Regions from separate parts of the Homo sapiens genome. Here region 1 is linked to region 2. A link is a contact called in ENCODE Hi-C data. All regions are on one chromosome and are shown on one strand. Each heading gives the region's core, a stretch centred on a gene start or an enhancer-like site at or near the end of the contact. The rest is flanking DNA. Distances are from core to core; before and after follow the strand shown. Region 1 overlaps GALNT10 (polypeptide N-acetylgalactosaminyltransferase 10). Region 2 holds the start of GRIA1 (glutamate ionotropic receptor AMPA type subunit 1).

Region 1 (7,436 bases), core at 1,454-3,953, 890 kb before region 2:
GAGCCAAGATCGCACTACTGCACTCCAGCCTGGGCAGCAGAGTGAAACTCCATCTCAAAAAAAAAAAAACAAAAGAAAAGAAAAGAAAAAAAAAGGATATAAACTGCTTTTCAAACCTAAATAACATCAAAAGAATTGTAGGTTTTTTTTTTTTTTGGGCTAATCAAGAATTTATGTTCTCCAGTTCTGAACTACTCAACCACTGTTGCAGATAATAATATTAATGTATTGATAATAATCTTTAGGATAATTTATTAAGAAGCACCTAATAAGCATGGTCTCACTTAATCCTCTCAACAACTCTGTGAGGATTAACGTTTCATTAAACCCACTTTATGGAAGTAGAAACCAAGGCTCAGTGAGGTGAGGATTCCTTGCCCAAGATCACACAGCTGGCAGGACACGGCAGAGCTAGGATCTGATCGTGGCACTCTGGCACCAATACCAAAGCCTTAATTCACTGTGCCTGACAATGGTCCTTTGCACTGAAAGTTGAGGCCCGATGAGGGGGCATCAGAGTTGTGTGTTCACAGGGGTCAGATCAGTAATGGTGCTATCTGTCCCTTGTGGGCTGGGGATATGCCTTAGCCAGGGGTCTAAGCTGTTAGAAGCTGACTCTGACAGGCCACAAGGGCATGGGACAAGCTAACCCTCCCCTCAGAAGGTCCAAGCTTTCACTTGAGAACAAGACAGACTCCCACAAATAAAGTGGAGAATGTAGCCTTGGAAGTTTGGGTGCTTAATTAGTTATTAGTTAACTAGTAACTCCTTTACCACTACTGTCAGAAAGCTTCCAGAGTCCATAGGCTGGTCAAGTAGGTTACAGTAAATATTTACTCACCGAAACTTTAACAATTTCTACCAATTATTAATTGCTGGTCATGTTCCCAGGTTGTATGCTAAGCACTTTCTAGACATGATCTCATTTAATCTTCACGATAGCTCTGTAAGCTAGGTAGTATTATTATTCCCTTATTTCAGATGAGGAAAGAAAGCTCGGGGGGGTGATCTAACTTGCCCAAAGTCAGATAGCTCCTGATGATGGAGCTGGGATCTGAATCCAGGCCTTTGTAACTTTACAACTGGAGCTTATGCTCACTGGTCTTTGTCAAACTCCTAGAGCAACAGGTACAAAGGGAAAACTTGGGGTGACTGAGAGGACTCCTCTAGGCCTACGTATCCTGTTTGGCCTTCCTAGCTTCTCTGGCCCACTGCTTATTTGCTGGACATCTCAATCTCAGACCTGCCATCTGAGTAGAAGCAAGACCTTATTCCAACATCTTAAGAAGACACAAGGCAAATGCCAGTCAGAGCTGTGGTGAGGACCAGCCTTTGGCAGCTGGAGAGTACTCCCCTTCCCTCCCACACCCCCCCACCCCACAACAAAGAGTGGCCCATGAGCCCCTGTCTTCTTCACCTGATGGGCAGAAGGGCTACAGAACCCTGAGGCCTCCAGTCTTTCCAAGCTCAGGCAGAAGCTGAGACACCTACTGGGACAGGCACTCAGGAGGCTGTGCCAAGAACGGGGCGTCTGGAGAGCTGGCTCACCTTGAAGGAGATTTCATACTGCTCCCCTCCCCAGATCTCCAAGCCTGGGTCATACCCGCCGAGTTCCCAGAACCACTTCCGATCCACGGCGAACAGTCCACCGGCCATCACGGGAGACCTGTCAGAGAAGAAGAACATGGTGTGAAGGTGCAGATGTCCTGGCCACATGCTCTCATGTGGCCCGATAATGCCATTCCCCCAGCGGCGGTGTTCCATGCTGCTCCCTGAACACAGTCCAAGTGTCTTCCAGGGAATCCAAGGCCCTTCCAGGCATCCCCCTTTCTTTCCTACAACTTCCTTTCATAAGAGCTACATTTTAACCAAATGGGACCCGAAGTTCCTTTACACAATTAACACCTAAGAGTACTTGTGAAATGAAATCACAGTACTTTGTCCACATGGGCCCTGTAGCTGCATCATAAATATGTACATGTTAGTCCTCTCACTAGTTAAATGGTCCAAGTTGGGGGTCTCTCCAAGCCTGTCTGTGTTGTAGAATCTCTTAGAGAGATGAAAAAATATACAGCTCGCTGGGCCCCACCTCAGACCTGCTGAAACAATCCTTGCGGGAGGCAGCCTAGGGCTCTGTGTTTTTGAACATGCTCCTTTGACAACTATTACTCAGTAGGCCAGCATGGACGTTTGTTCTGCTGTGGTGTTTACAGAAGAAGCCACTGTCTCTGTCTTTTCAGTTAAACTGGGAGATAAGATTAACTCCATTCATTCATTCTCTAATGAGTTTGTTCATCCCATGCCAGTTGTGAGGGAGGTGCTGGAAGAATCTCGAGGTCAATGAGAGTCCTTCAGGAGATGTTGGTGTAGTGGGGCAGCCCCCTCAAGACAGAGGGTGCATAAGGGACTCCGGGAGGTAGAGACAGCATTACAGGAATCTGAAAGGAGTGTGTCTGTTTCCAGCTTTTGGGGTAAGGAGGATGGCTGGGGCAAGGGTCAAGGAATGAGGCTCAGGGGAGGTGGCATTTAAGTGGGTTTGGACAAGAGGAAATTTGGGAGAGGGAAAGGCACTGAGGGGAGGATAAAACGTCAGCAAGGACACAGAGACGACAAATCATGCAGTACCCACGGGAACAGGAAGTCCGCCTGGCACCGTGCTAAGTGAGGAAACGTCATGCTGCTGACTGTCAGCGTCCCCCAGGGTATCTCGCACAAGACTGGCACCTGGTAGGGGCCAACCAGCGTTTGCTGTGTGAAAAGCTATCAGAGTGGCTGCATCCTTGTCTGGATGCACTGGAAAACTCCAAACCCTCAAATCCAAACATTCCAGCAGCAACCTCCATTCCCCCTCCTGGTCCCTGGAAGTGCAAGCTCATGGGAAGTAGGCTGATCGAATAAGCTCTTAGTCAACCCAAAAGCTGCCCAAGCAGCTCCTCCTTCCAGTAGCAGATGAGCCTTTACAGCACAGGCAGGACTCCTTTAAAAGGGGAGCCCCTGAATATTTACTGAGGGCTTGAATATGCCGGGTGCTGTACGGAGCTAATTTATTAATAAAATGAATTTACTCTTCACCTCGACCTCATGTGGCAGGCCTCATTATCATCACCATTTTACACATGTAAAACTGGAGTGCAGACAGGGAACTTGCTCAAGGCCCCATGGCTAAAAAGCAGCACTGCTGGGATGTGAATCTCTAATCTAAGCCACAGTTCACACCCCTCGCCACCACAATATACTGCCTCCAGGCAGGCAGGAACACTCGAGAAGCAGGTGATGCATGCAAAGAACAGGGCGTGAGAAATTCGGAACCCTCACTCTCATTTCTGCTTTCCTTAACCTGCTGTGTGACCTGAGATGCAGCGTTTAACCATTAACCCTGTGCTACCCAGGAAGGAAGCCACTGGCCACAGGTGATGACTCTGCACTTAAAATGTGACTGGTATGAACTGACATGTGCTGTGAGTGTGAGATACACACCAGATTTCCAAGACTTAGGATGAAAAGAGTATGAAAGAACTCATTAATAATTTTAAAGTGTTGGTTACATGTTAAAACGATAATATTTGAGGTATACTGGTTTAAATAAGATACATTATTAAGATGAATTTTACCTGTTTCTCTTTACCTTAGAAAATAATATCACATATGCAGCTTGTATTATATTGGACAGTGCTGATTTAACCTCTTTGAGCCCTATTCCCCATCTAAACAATGGAGTGATAGCTATACTTCCTATCCCACGTTGCTAGTGATACGGTTGGCTACGTCCCCACCCAAATCTTATCTTGAACTGTAGTTACCGTAATCCCCAGGTGTCATAGGAGAGACCTGGTGGGAGGTAATGGAATCATGGGGGCAGTTACCCCCATGCTGCTGTTCTCATGATAGTGAGTGAGTTCTCATGAGATCTGATGGTTTTATAAGGGGCTTTTTCCTCTTTGCTCAGCACTTCTCTCTCCTGCCGCCTTGTGAAGAAGGATGTGTTTGCTTCCCCCTCTGCCATGACTGTAAGTTTCTTGAGGCCTCCCCAGCCATGTGGAACTGTGAGTCAGTTGAACTTCTTTTCTTTATAAATTACCCAGTCTCAGGCAGTTCTTTATAGCAGTGTGAGAATGGATTAATACAGCTAGAATATTTCTAAAAGTACCCAGTACTATAAGAAAATAAGGTGTTATTAGTATTGGCTCCCCTTTGTCTTCTGGAGATTGAGGGGGTCCTGGTTTTTTTTGGCTGGAGCCACAAATCTACCGCTTGGAAAGGCTGACAGTGTTTCTGACTTGGTGCTTCATGGGAGACTGAACTCAAGGCTTTGCACATGAAAATCAGCCTCGGTCAAAGCAGGGGCCGGGGCTGAGGGGCTGCATGGAATAGGCAGGATATCAGCTCTAAGGCATTTGGGATGCTCGAGGCTTTGCCTCCAGAGAGAGGCCTCTCTGCCCAGCCTGTTCTGGTTTCTGCTGTGTTTGGCAATACTAGTAACAATTCTGAGTGTCCAGTGTGTGCTACTTACTTTACTGACACCATCTCCAGCTCTCACAAAGCTCTAATATTAGTCTCCTTTACAGACGGAGATATTTGAAAATCAGAAATGTTAAATAATCTGCTCATAGTGAGTGGATAAGCTATTACTGAAAGTGGGGTCTGCCACTGAAACCATGTCTTTTAAACATCCTTGCACCATGCTGTGCCTGTAGATTGCCCACTTGCTGGGCACTCTACCATCAAGTGGGAAGGTGGGAAGCTGTACAGAAAATGACCAGAATTTCTCTAGTGGCCACTTCCTAGGGTTCTGTCCAAGTAAAAAGCAGAAGAGAGACTTCTGGAAGGAATCATGGGAGAGGATGGAGGGCCCTTCAGAAAGCATCTACACCAGTGACTGCCAACCATGGCCACACATAAGCATCACCTGGGAGCTTTAAAAAATGATGATACCTGCATCCCACCCCCAGACTCCAGTGTAACTGCTCTTGAGGGAAGCCTTTGTGTTTTTACAAGCTCCCCAGGTGATGTCAATGTGTGGCTAGGGTCAAGAGCCAGTGCTCTCTGGTGAGGCCAATCACTTCAATATCCAGATGAGGAGACTGAAGCCCCAGAAGACACTAGCTGGGCCTTTGCTACTAGCCAGCTGTATGACCTGGTCTTAGCCTTTCCTTACTGTGCAATGAGGATAACGATGGGCCAAGACCTGTCCTTAAGTACCTTTCAATGAGTCTGCTCATTGCAAAGGTTCAAACAATAAAGGAGGTTCTAATTACCCCCTTGGTTACCCTGAAAATTCCATTTTCTGGAGCAGCCTATTCTAACCTCAGCTTCTGCAGTCATGTCAACTAGGACAAGTCTTGTTTCCTCTCTGAACCTCAAGGCCTCCATCAGTCAAATGAGGGTAATTCTACCTAGACCTGAGGATCCTACATTATTATAAGGATCATGCACAATAATGGTCAGTAGAAATTGCTTTGCCAACACAGGCCAAATGTTAGTTACTCCTGGTGTTGGTATTATTCTACAAGGATTTAGGTCAACTGAGGATTGATTCTGAGGTACACAGAAGGTGGGGCAGACTGCATAATGTGATCATGGCTAAATCATATCTTTGGACCAGGAAGGGATCTAATAGTAGTGATCAACTGTGTTCAAGAGGCCAAGAGAAGACCACAAATGTTTGACCTGCTGCTGGAGACATGGAATCCATTCTTGCTCTCCACTCTTGGCTCAGGCTGGTCCATTGTCCTGGCCACCTTTCATTTCCTCAAAGAACCCAACTCTTTCTACCTCTGAGCCTGCCCTGGGGCTCATAGTGTTAGGGGTTCCTCTCAGGAGCCCTGGGTATGCACCATGCCCATGAAGATGGCTGAGCTTCCAACAGTCCTGCTTCTCAGATGGGGAGAGTAAGGCATAGAGAAATGTGGTTCACTGAAGGCCAAACTGTGGTGAGAGGTACGACTCCCCAGTTATGGCAGTGTCTGAATCTCCGGAACCTGTGAATATGTTACCTTATGTGGCAAAAGAGACTTCGCAGATGTGATTAAGGTTAAGGATCTTGTGGTGGGGAGGTTATCTTGGCGAGCCTGATGGAATCACATATCATTAATGTAATCACAGGGCTTATAAGTGAAAGAAGGAGGCAGGAAAGTCAGAGTCAGAAGGAGATGTGATGAAGGAAGCAGAGGTATGAAGGAAAGCAAGGAGAAGGAAACAGAGATCTGAAGATTCTATCCTTCTGGCTTTAAAGTTGGAGGCAGGGGCCATGAGCCAAGGAATGTAAGCATCCTCTAGAAGCCAGGAAAGGTAGGGAAATGGATTCTTCCCAAGGCATCCAGAGGGAATGCAGCCCTGCCGACACTATGATTTTAGCCCAGTAAGACTCATTTCAGGCTTCTGACCTCCAGAGTTTTAAGCATAAATTTGTGTTGTTTTAACCTTCTAAGTTTATAGTAATTTATCACAGCAGCTATAGGAAACTAATACAGCGGGAGAGCTTGGGCTTCGGCTTTGTATCCAGAGATCTTTTCCACACGTGTCGCAGGAGAACTGGAACAGCTCACAGGACAGCTGCAGGGACAGTGAGCCTACTGTTGGGGAGAAGCCCCTTCCAGAGCTTGGAGCACCAGAGAGGGGCTGGGCTCTATTTCTGTCTTAGCCACTCACAGAGCTCCTCCTTCTGGAGCCTTAGTCCCTCATCTGCAAGGGGCTGAGTTCTTCACTGGTAGGTTCCTTCCAGCCTTCACATTCTAGGATGCTGTGAGTCCAGCCCATCACCCTCCCCTAGCCTGCAAACTTCTGCTGTGGGACAAACTGCTATTTTCCTTACACTTCCAAGTGGGTATAGCAGTACGATGGGAAAATTGGCTCCAGAGGCAGACAGACAGACCTGCATTTGTACCTAGTAACCTGGGCAAATTACTTAGCCTCTTGGAGCATTGGTGTCCCCATTTGGAAAACATGGATAATAATTTTTACCATATATAGTTGTAGGGGGTTAAATTGGATCAGAGGGTAATGTGCTTAGTACTGGGCTGGGCACTTGGTGACGATGATGGTTATAATTGCATGGCAGGCTTGAGGAAGAGAGCATGAGAGACCCACTCACCCCTGCTGACAATCCTGGCAAACTGTGCAGAAGTGGGCAAGGTGGAGACCAGCCTGGTGGGCCATGAGCTGAGGTTGTTACAAGCTGGGAGGGATGGTGCTACTGGCTGGGGATATCTGACACTTGGTACTAAGTGGGGCTGGGAAGCTGGACCCTCTGCATTGGGCTTTTAAGGGAGATGGCGATCCTGAGTTGTGTGCGTGTTGGGAGTGGTCACTGGGTAGCCACTGGGACCAGCCAGGGTTGTTCATACTTACTCAAATGGGTCGCTGGGGTCAGCTTTCTGCAGTTCTGGAGGGATCGGGATCCGCTTGTAGTACATCTCCCAGTCAAAGGCTCCCCGCAT
Region 2 (7,659 bases), core at 3,422-5,921:
ATGTCTAGTACTCTGCAAAGCTCCTGTGAGGATTAAATGAGCTAACACATAAAAAGCAATTAGTGCATTACATGGGCTGTAGTCAGTGCTTAATACATGGTAATGAATGTGACTATAAATGACTATAAAGTATTTATCATAGTTCTGATGCACAGTAAGTTCTCAATAAATGAAATCTGCTATAATTATAGTTCTTGGAATTTGTAACAACATTATTTTAGGAGTGGTCTTTGGGATAGAAAGAATTCTGACTTCTCATTTTGAGACTTCAAAGCATAGCCTATTCAAATCATTGAGAACTCACCAGTGGGACTATGAGAAAGACACAAAGGAAATATGGTCCATGACTTCCACCAGAGACAGCTCAGCAGAAGTCACCAAGTCAATAGTGACACACCAAGACTATCGTGCCAATTCAATCCAGTTTGGGGTCTCAAATTGTTCTTGTGAATTCAGCTCACATTTCCCTGCCATAAATTTTTACTTGAGCTTAATCCCTGAAGGGAAAATATGTTTCCTGATTAATTTTTATGCTTTCATCTGTCATGAAAAGCCAATCATGTGAGCACAGGCTTCCTTTTCATTCCTAGTTGCCAGGAAAACTCAGAATGGTGTTTGTTGCCCACATTTTACAATGCATTCAATTCAGATGTCAGAGATTTATCTATCCCTTCTTCTTGAGGCCACCTTTGTTCTGTTTGATGCTCAATGACCATCCTACAAACTGTGCCTTAAACAACCAATTTCCTCAAGCTATTTTTAAAATGACCAAGGCACCAAGTTTTAATTATTGGTCACTTCCGAAAATGAAGAACCAGATGTGTACAACTTCTCAGCTATTATTTCTTATCAAGCTACATTCTGTCCATTTAACATGTAGATAGGAAATGCCTTAAGCACTTTAAACCACATTTTCACAAACTCAGGACCCTTAATTCTATGCCTCTCAGAAGATTCGTATGTGTAAAACTCTCTCAGCTGTGCCAGAAAACCTCTGCAAGGTAGGGAAGATGCAGTCAACCCAAGCACCCATCGTGCTGGCATTAAAGTTAGCTGACAGTGAAAAAGCAAATCCATTACATGAAGCATTGCAGGGGCTAAAATGCCAACTGCTGGAATCACTCAGAAGCCTCTAGAAATTTTTCTTGGAGGGCTTTCTCTTACAAAGACGAATGGCAACTGAAGTCATTTTTGCAACACCACCACCTACCCACAGGCCCTCCTTTCATTGGTCTAGCGCAGAAAGACATCTCAGAAATAGAAGCAATTACTTACATCTATAGGTCATCTCAAAGCTGTCGCTGATGTTCACAATATCAATCTGGGGGAGCAGCTTCGGGGGCTCTGTGAGTTGCGACAAAGCAAATCTAAAAGCAGCATGTTCCTGTGACTGCTGGTTTGGAAATAATCCCCCTATGAGAAAAGAAAATGCAACATGGTATATGGGCTAGAGACAGGTTTTAGTTCCTCACGACTCACTCCAGATGAGTCCTTTTCTTCTCCCCATGCCAAACTCACTAGCTGTAGCCTTGAGTGGTAGAGATGAGAGTTCAAATAGGCTTAACTGGACACTGAAACTTAAACTCCTACAGATGAGCTTTTTTGTGACATGGGCCTCTAATATCTATTACTTTGCTCAAACATTTGATTGTGTACCCCTCAACTCAGCTAAAGTCAGAGAAAACAGGAGACTTGTGCCATTTCTCTTCTTCCTCCCTTGTGCAAACCACCTAGGAGCTGCTATTCTCTTATATAAACATACACATAAGCCCCCTCACCCTCTAGTCATGTCTAATTTTTCTTACATCAGCCTCATCTCTCACCAGAGAGCCTTACGGGAAGTAGGTACTAATCAGTGCTGCAGGGTGATTGAAATCTAGCTCTGGGACCCTGTGGGCTTCTCCACTACTATAACTGTTTACATGGACAGTTTTTAGTCTTTGGCCTAGCAAGACCTGCATGCAATTTAACTATTCTATTGCCCCTAAGGTTTATTATTCATTTTCTCTAAAAACTCTTGCTTTTCTGCAAACAATGTTTTGCTTACTCTTTCACCACACATGATCCCAGTTACCTAGGAATGACTTGTTACATAAGGGATTGCCATTGTGTGTTTGCATGGTGGAACCTTGTGCTTCAAAGATGTGGGATCTTAGGCATCTCAAGAGGATACAAACATTCTATTCTAGTAAAAGGTATAGTAAAGGTGCCTGATGGGATGCCTGTTCCGAGAAACAAGAGTCCATGGCTTACCTTTGTATTTACTGTCAACATGTAAATCAATTACATTTCTGTGAATTAAAATCAGCCATTTCTAGAGACTGAACTATAATGATGTTTACATAGAAGTTTATCTCAAATCTGACAGTAATCACAGTCCAAACATAATGCACTTCTAACTTCTTGTAGAGTGGGTGTCTGTTTTTAAGAACCAATAAATGGATTGCAAGCCTTTTGTTACAGATCACACAAATAGAATCAAGTACTACCTGATGGCAGTGATATTTTCAGCATTTTGTTCTACAATTTAATGCTTCAATCTCTTTTTTTTTTGAAAACAGTAGCAATGGCTTTATCAGTTGAACAACCAAGTTAGGGCTAAATATAATTTTAAAAATATGCAGAGATACATGAGAAAACATAGCACATACATGAAACATCCTCATGCATTTATACCATTTACTATATACACAAATATACTAGACAAACACTTCCAAGCCACAAAGGATAGGTAGTATATAAGCACAAATGTAAACAATGCCACATGTAAGAGCCAGTGATTTCCACATGTACAAGTGCTCCCATTTTAAAGAATGAAAACAAAAAAAATTCTTGATTATGATGCTCCCCCTTCCCCCCAGATGACCACACCCCAAACACTTCCCTGTCCCCTTTCTCCTCCTCTGCAATGAATGAAAGAGAAAGGATGGGAGGTTGAGGAGTAGAAGGCTACGGGCTGGGCTACAAGGGAAGTGTCTCCCCTGAAGGCAGGAAGTTTTGCGTGTTAGGCACTAACACACAGATACGTACACACTTCAGGATGTAGCTTAACAGGTGTCAGGAAACAAAGCAAGTTACTCCATGGCCACTCCAAGCCGCCAGCTAGCTGGAGAGGCTGAAAGAGATGGGTACTGCAGCACATGTATGCCCGACAAAATATCAATTGCACCACATCCCCCCTCAAACACACACTCACAAAAGAGCACAAACTCCCAGCAATGCGAACTTTCCCTAGTGGAGCTATCTCCCTACCAGGGGAGAGAGACTAGAAACCAAACCAACGAAGATGCTTCCAAACACAGCAGCTTGCTTCATTCCGGGACACAAACGACACTGACATGCTGGTCACACGGAAGCCCCAAGCCCTTGTGGACATGCTTTGTGATTGGTGTTATTGCTTCTGTTTGTTTTGCTTTCCCTCATGATTATCAGGAGTAGCAATATCTGTCAGTCCCCTCAGAAATACAGGGAGGGTGGCGGGGCCTTTGAGAAGTGTAACAACTAAGAAGGGGAAATGGGGAACAAAAAAAGCATGCAGCATGTTGAAACCTGCCTCCAAGTTGAGAGGATGGAGCCCAGTAACAAGGATAATGGAGAGCCAACAGGAGGAGAAAGGAGCATGTGTACGTGTGTGTGTTTGTGTGTGTAAAAGGTAGACCTCTGTGGATAGGAAATCTAAGAGGAGGGGGCAAGGAAGGAACGGAGAAAAGGCAGGCGAGGAAGTTCCAGGATCGGGGGAGTGGAGACCACCAGCGCAGCATGGCAGACAGCAAAGAGAAGGCAGCTGGAGGAGTCCAGAACAGGAGAGGGAGCCTACCCGCCTTGGAGTGGGGGCCTTCTGGCATTATTTCAGTGGCTGCAATATACCCAGCACCCCTCACTCCTTCTTCTCGAGGGTCTCTTTTCTGTCCCCCAGCAGAGAAAGCACTGCCTCCTTCAATTACATATATATGTGCATATGTAATATATAATCACACACGTGAAAACACACACACCATACATACTTACATTAAAAATGGAATCAAGCACCATCTACCAAGCAATAGAGTTAACTCCTTAAACACCCACCACCCTTTCCAGCCTGATTTTTTTTTTCCTCCAAAGCGATGGTTCCTCCATTTCACATGCTCTTGCCTGGAGTGCGAGTAGGGTATGTGTGCGTGTGTGAACACTTCCCCTCTGCCCCTCATCCGATCAGGAGAAGCCCCCTCCTCTGGCTGTAAGCCCAAGTCTCCCTTCTGTTACCGCAGCACAGCTTTAGGGAGCCAAGCAAAACAGTCAGTACCGGGGAGGGGGTACACAACCCCTATCCCCAAAAAAATCCCTGGCCAGACCCAGAAAGTCCCTCCCCAGGCTGCCCCCTCACTCACCGATCTGGATATTGTTGGGGAAATTGGCACCTACTACCGCGCCTAGGAAACCGGTGCAGAAGAAGGCAAAAATGTGCTGCATATTCCTTTTTGCATTGGCGAAAAAGAAGCCCAGGTCCAATCATAGATTTGGTGTTTCCCCCCCTTTCCCTTTATTCTTCTCGCTGTTCTGCCTGTTCTTTTCCTCCTGCAGTTCCTTCCTTGCTTGCTTGCTTCCTTCCTTTCGTGAGGTTTGTCTGTTTCCCTTGGAATCCGAACACTTAAACTGCAGCGTTAACACCAACTGACAGCCAGATTAACTGAGCACGGGAAAAGAAGCCCGTCCTCATGCTAGCTGGAGCGCTGGCTCCCCCACTCCCTCTCCTCTCCCCTCGCAGCCTGCCTCTCTCTCCCTCCCTTGCTCTCTCTCGCTCTCCCCCTCACACTCACACAGGCAGCAAGCTCTATGCTAATACCCACCGAGCTAGCTTGGAGTTCCACAGCCGACCTCCCTACCTGTTCCCCCTTCCTCCCATCCTCACCTTATCCTCCTTTCTGTGTGTGCAGAAAGGTGGAGGTGGGGGTGTGTGACACGTGGCACTTGGTCCTGAAAGGGGCAACCCCACAGTCCTCTTTACCCTCCCCTGCCTTTCTGAGCTCGGTCTGCCCGCTCCCCCAGCCCCCAGGCTGAAGCTGCTGGGAATGTGGGTTCAGCTGTAAGTCAGTAGGTGGCAGGGGGTCCCCACAATAGTCCTCAATCCACCAGCTGCTTGATCTAGGTCACTTTTTCTAGGAGTGCATGGGCTGCGCTGGATATATCTCCTGCACTCCACTGGCCCAATTATTCCTACAACTAATTCCTGAGGGAAAGACCCTAGAAATCCCTCCTAGGAAATTTAAAGGAAAAAAAAAAAAAAGCTTTCTCTCTCCTAATGGAAGGAATGACAGATAGACAAACAAGGGAGGATCTGGAGTGACTGGCAGGTATTTTGACCAGGTATTTGACAGTCCCTGTCTACCTTTACAAGTGAAACGGTGGTCTCTTTTCAATCCTAGGCATTTAAAATGGGCCCCCTTCTCTCTTTCCCTGCATTCCACAGGAGTCTATAGCATCAGAATCGTGTGGGTGTACAATAAAGACTAAGGATACTTACACAGAGCAATTACATGAGTCATTTTGCAGGGATTCTAGTGAGAGGATTCAAGCTTCTTTCAGGTCTTTCTGGATGCTGGTCATGTCTGGTGTAAGCTGGAACTTCATAGACTCTCCTAGACCAGGGCTTCTGCTGAAATAACCTGTAGAGAGATCAGCTGTGTTCAGGATAGTAGTGTTAAATGCAAAGCAGCAGCCACTAGCCGCCACAGAATACAGTTTTTGAAGGAACTTTACAGATTTTTATCCATCTATCTTCACTCCAAACCTGTAAAGTGGCCATGAGCCCTGTTTTACAGATGAAAAAGATAAGACTTCTGGGATTAAGTCATAAAGACACAGACCTACTAAGATGTACAGTACAACCTACAAACTTGAGTGCTTTGGCCGTTACCAGTTGACTTACTGCCCTGGCCAGGACTCCTGTCCAACAGGAGATGATCCAGGAAAAGGAAAGTCAACTTTGTCTTTAGTAAGAAAGAAATAATAGACTTTGGACTCCATTTTGCTTTGCCATATGAATAGGCCATTTTATCCACAGACTCTTCACTTCCCTCACCAGGACTGTATATCATGTGGACTTGAGTGACAGCTACAAGGACTGGGATTTGTAAAAAATATCTGACCATGTACAATGAAGCCCCAAAATAGGAACAACTTGGAGGTCAAATGCTTTGTGATTTCCTATGCACTTTCACATATATTAATTAATTAGCTAAAATAATTTTTAAGGCTAATGTTTATTCACTATTTTGAATGTGCCAGGTACCATGCTAAGAAATGCACCTGCATCATTTATTTGTACAATACCTGTGTAGGTAGCCTCATGCCCATTTTATAGATGAAGAAACAGAGGTCTAAAAACTCACCCCAAGTTTTCACTGCTAATGAAAGAGATTGGGCATTTAAACACAGTAAATGCCACCATCAGGCCCCAGCTCTTAACTCTTAGGCTCTAATAACAGCAAGCACTGGGTAGGAACCTTCTAAAGGAAGAATAAGCATCAGCATAGGAAGATGAGAGAACAGAATCAGGAAAGATCACTTCTAAGGTCTCTGCCAACATTAAGAGTCTCTGATTTAATGATTCCATCTTTTAATTTCTCCATTTTCAGTTTTTGTATCTTACTACTTTGAATAGTACCTGGGGATCTTTTAGGTTCCCTAAGCTTTGTGCCTGGTAATAATAATAATTAGGCTGTCATTAAAGGCTTCACACCTTGCAATCACCTTTTAGAGGAAGCTCTTTAGACCCTTTACAAGCAAAACCTCAATGTCCCCCTGCATTAGGTAAGATTTGTTTTGCATACTTTGTAGGGAGGGGACTTTTAAGGGAGTCAAAAAGATGAATTTTCCATGGTCATTATAAATCATATAGTCAAGCAGATCTTCCTAAAACAGAGGTCTACGTCATTGCCCTGCTCAAGTATGGTCAATAGCTCCCCTTGGTCTATTAAATACATAGTTGTTCACTGATTAAATATAGAACTTACATATTTCAAGTGTAGGCATCTAGGTCAAACTACATTAGGTTCAATGTTTATTCCATGTTTCTTTATAATTCTCTTCATTTCAAATGTTGGTGGGGAACCTATTCTGTATCTCACAGGGTGCCAGGTGCTGGGCAATATGAAGAGGAATCAGACACAGTCTCTGCCTCAAGGCAGGTGAATGTGGCAGAAGAAGAAGACAGACGAACCCGGACAACTGTCACCCAGAAAGACCATGACAAGTGCTCTAAAAGATGTAAACACAGCAGCGGGGGAGCAAAGAAGGATGCAATCAGTGTGTCTGTCTGTGGGGATCCAGCAAGGCTTCAAAAGAACTGAGCCGTGAAGGATGAGGAGATTATAGGCAGTAACTGAGGACTGGGAAGGACATGCAAACCAAGGAAAGAGCCCCAGCAAAGGCTGGGGGCAGGAAAGAATGCCACGTGCTCTGTTAGCCTGGAGCCGGCAGTGCATAACTGGGAAGAGTGTACTGGGGAACTTGGAACTTAGAGGAAGTCAGTGTCAGGATTTGGAACCCACTGAATTCCTGGTGGACCATGATGAGCCATGGGGGCATTTTTAGTATGCTAGTTACAATAGCGGGCATGTGCATGAGAAAGAAAAGATTGACCACTGGTAGAAGGTGATTTTCTCATTTCCTCATCCT

What was found. A loop is a pair of places that touch in the nucleus more often than their neighbours do. Pooled maps may share reads with other maps.
Region 1: a map with no recorded cell type shows a loop between it and region 2 (4-fold over the local background). The contact joins the enhancer-like site here to the promoter of GRIA1 in region 2. A Hi-C loop is called at or near these places in 3 of 37 single-sample maps with no recorded cell type and 4 of 50 pooled maps.

Annotation. Positions count from the first base shown.
Region 1 is chr5:154,380,543-154,387,978 of GRCh38, reverse strand. GALNT10 (polypeptide N-acetylgalactosaminyltransferase 10) reads right to left here. Exons shown (of 12, transcript NM_198321.4): 6 at 7,348-7,436; 7 at 1,549-1,666. Among named protein-coding and RNA genes, the nearest start is that of MIR1294, 37 kb to the right of the region's middle. RefSeq lists an enhancer at 2,975-3,124. Within about 2 kb of position 2,703, at least 6 of the 41 ENCODE cell types and tissues checked have a DNase peak (open chromatin) inside an H3K27ac peak, as active enhancers do.
Region 2 is chr5:153,487,682-153,495,340 of GRCh38, reverse strand. It overlaps GRIA1 (glutamate ionotropic receptor AMPA type subunit 1), which reads right to left and starts at 4,671. Exons shown (of 16, transcript NM_000827.4): 1 at 4,371-4,671; 2 at 1,276-1,413. The coding sequence starts at 4,452.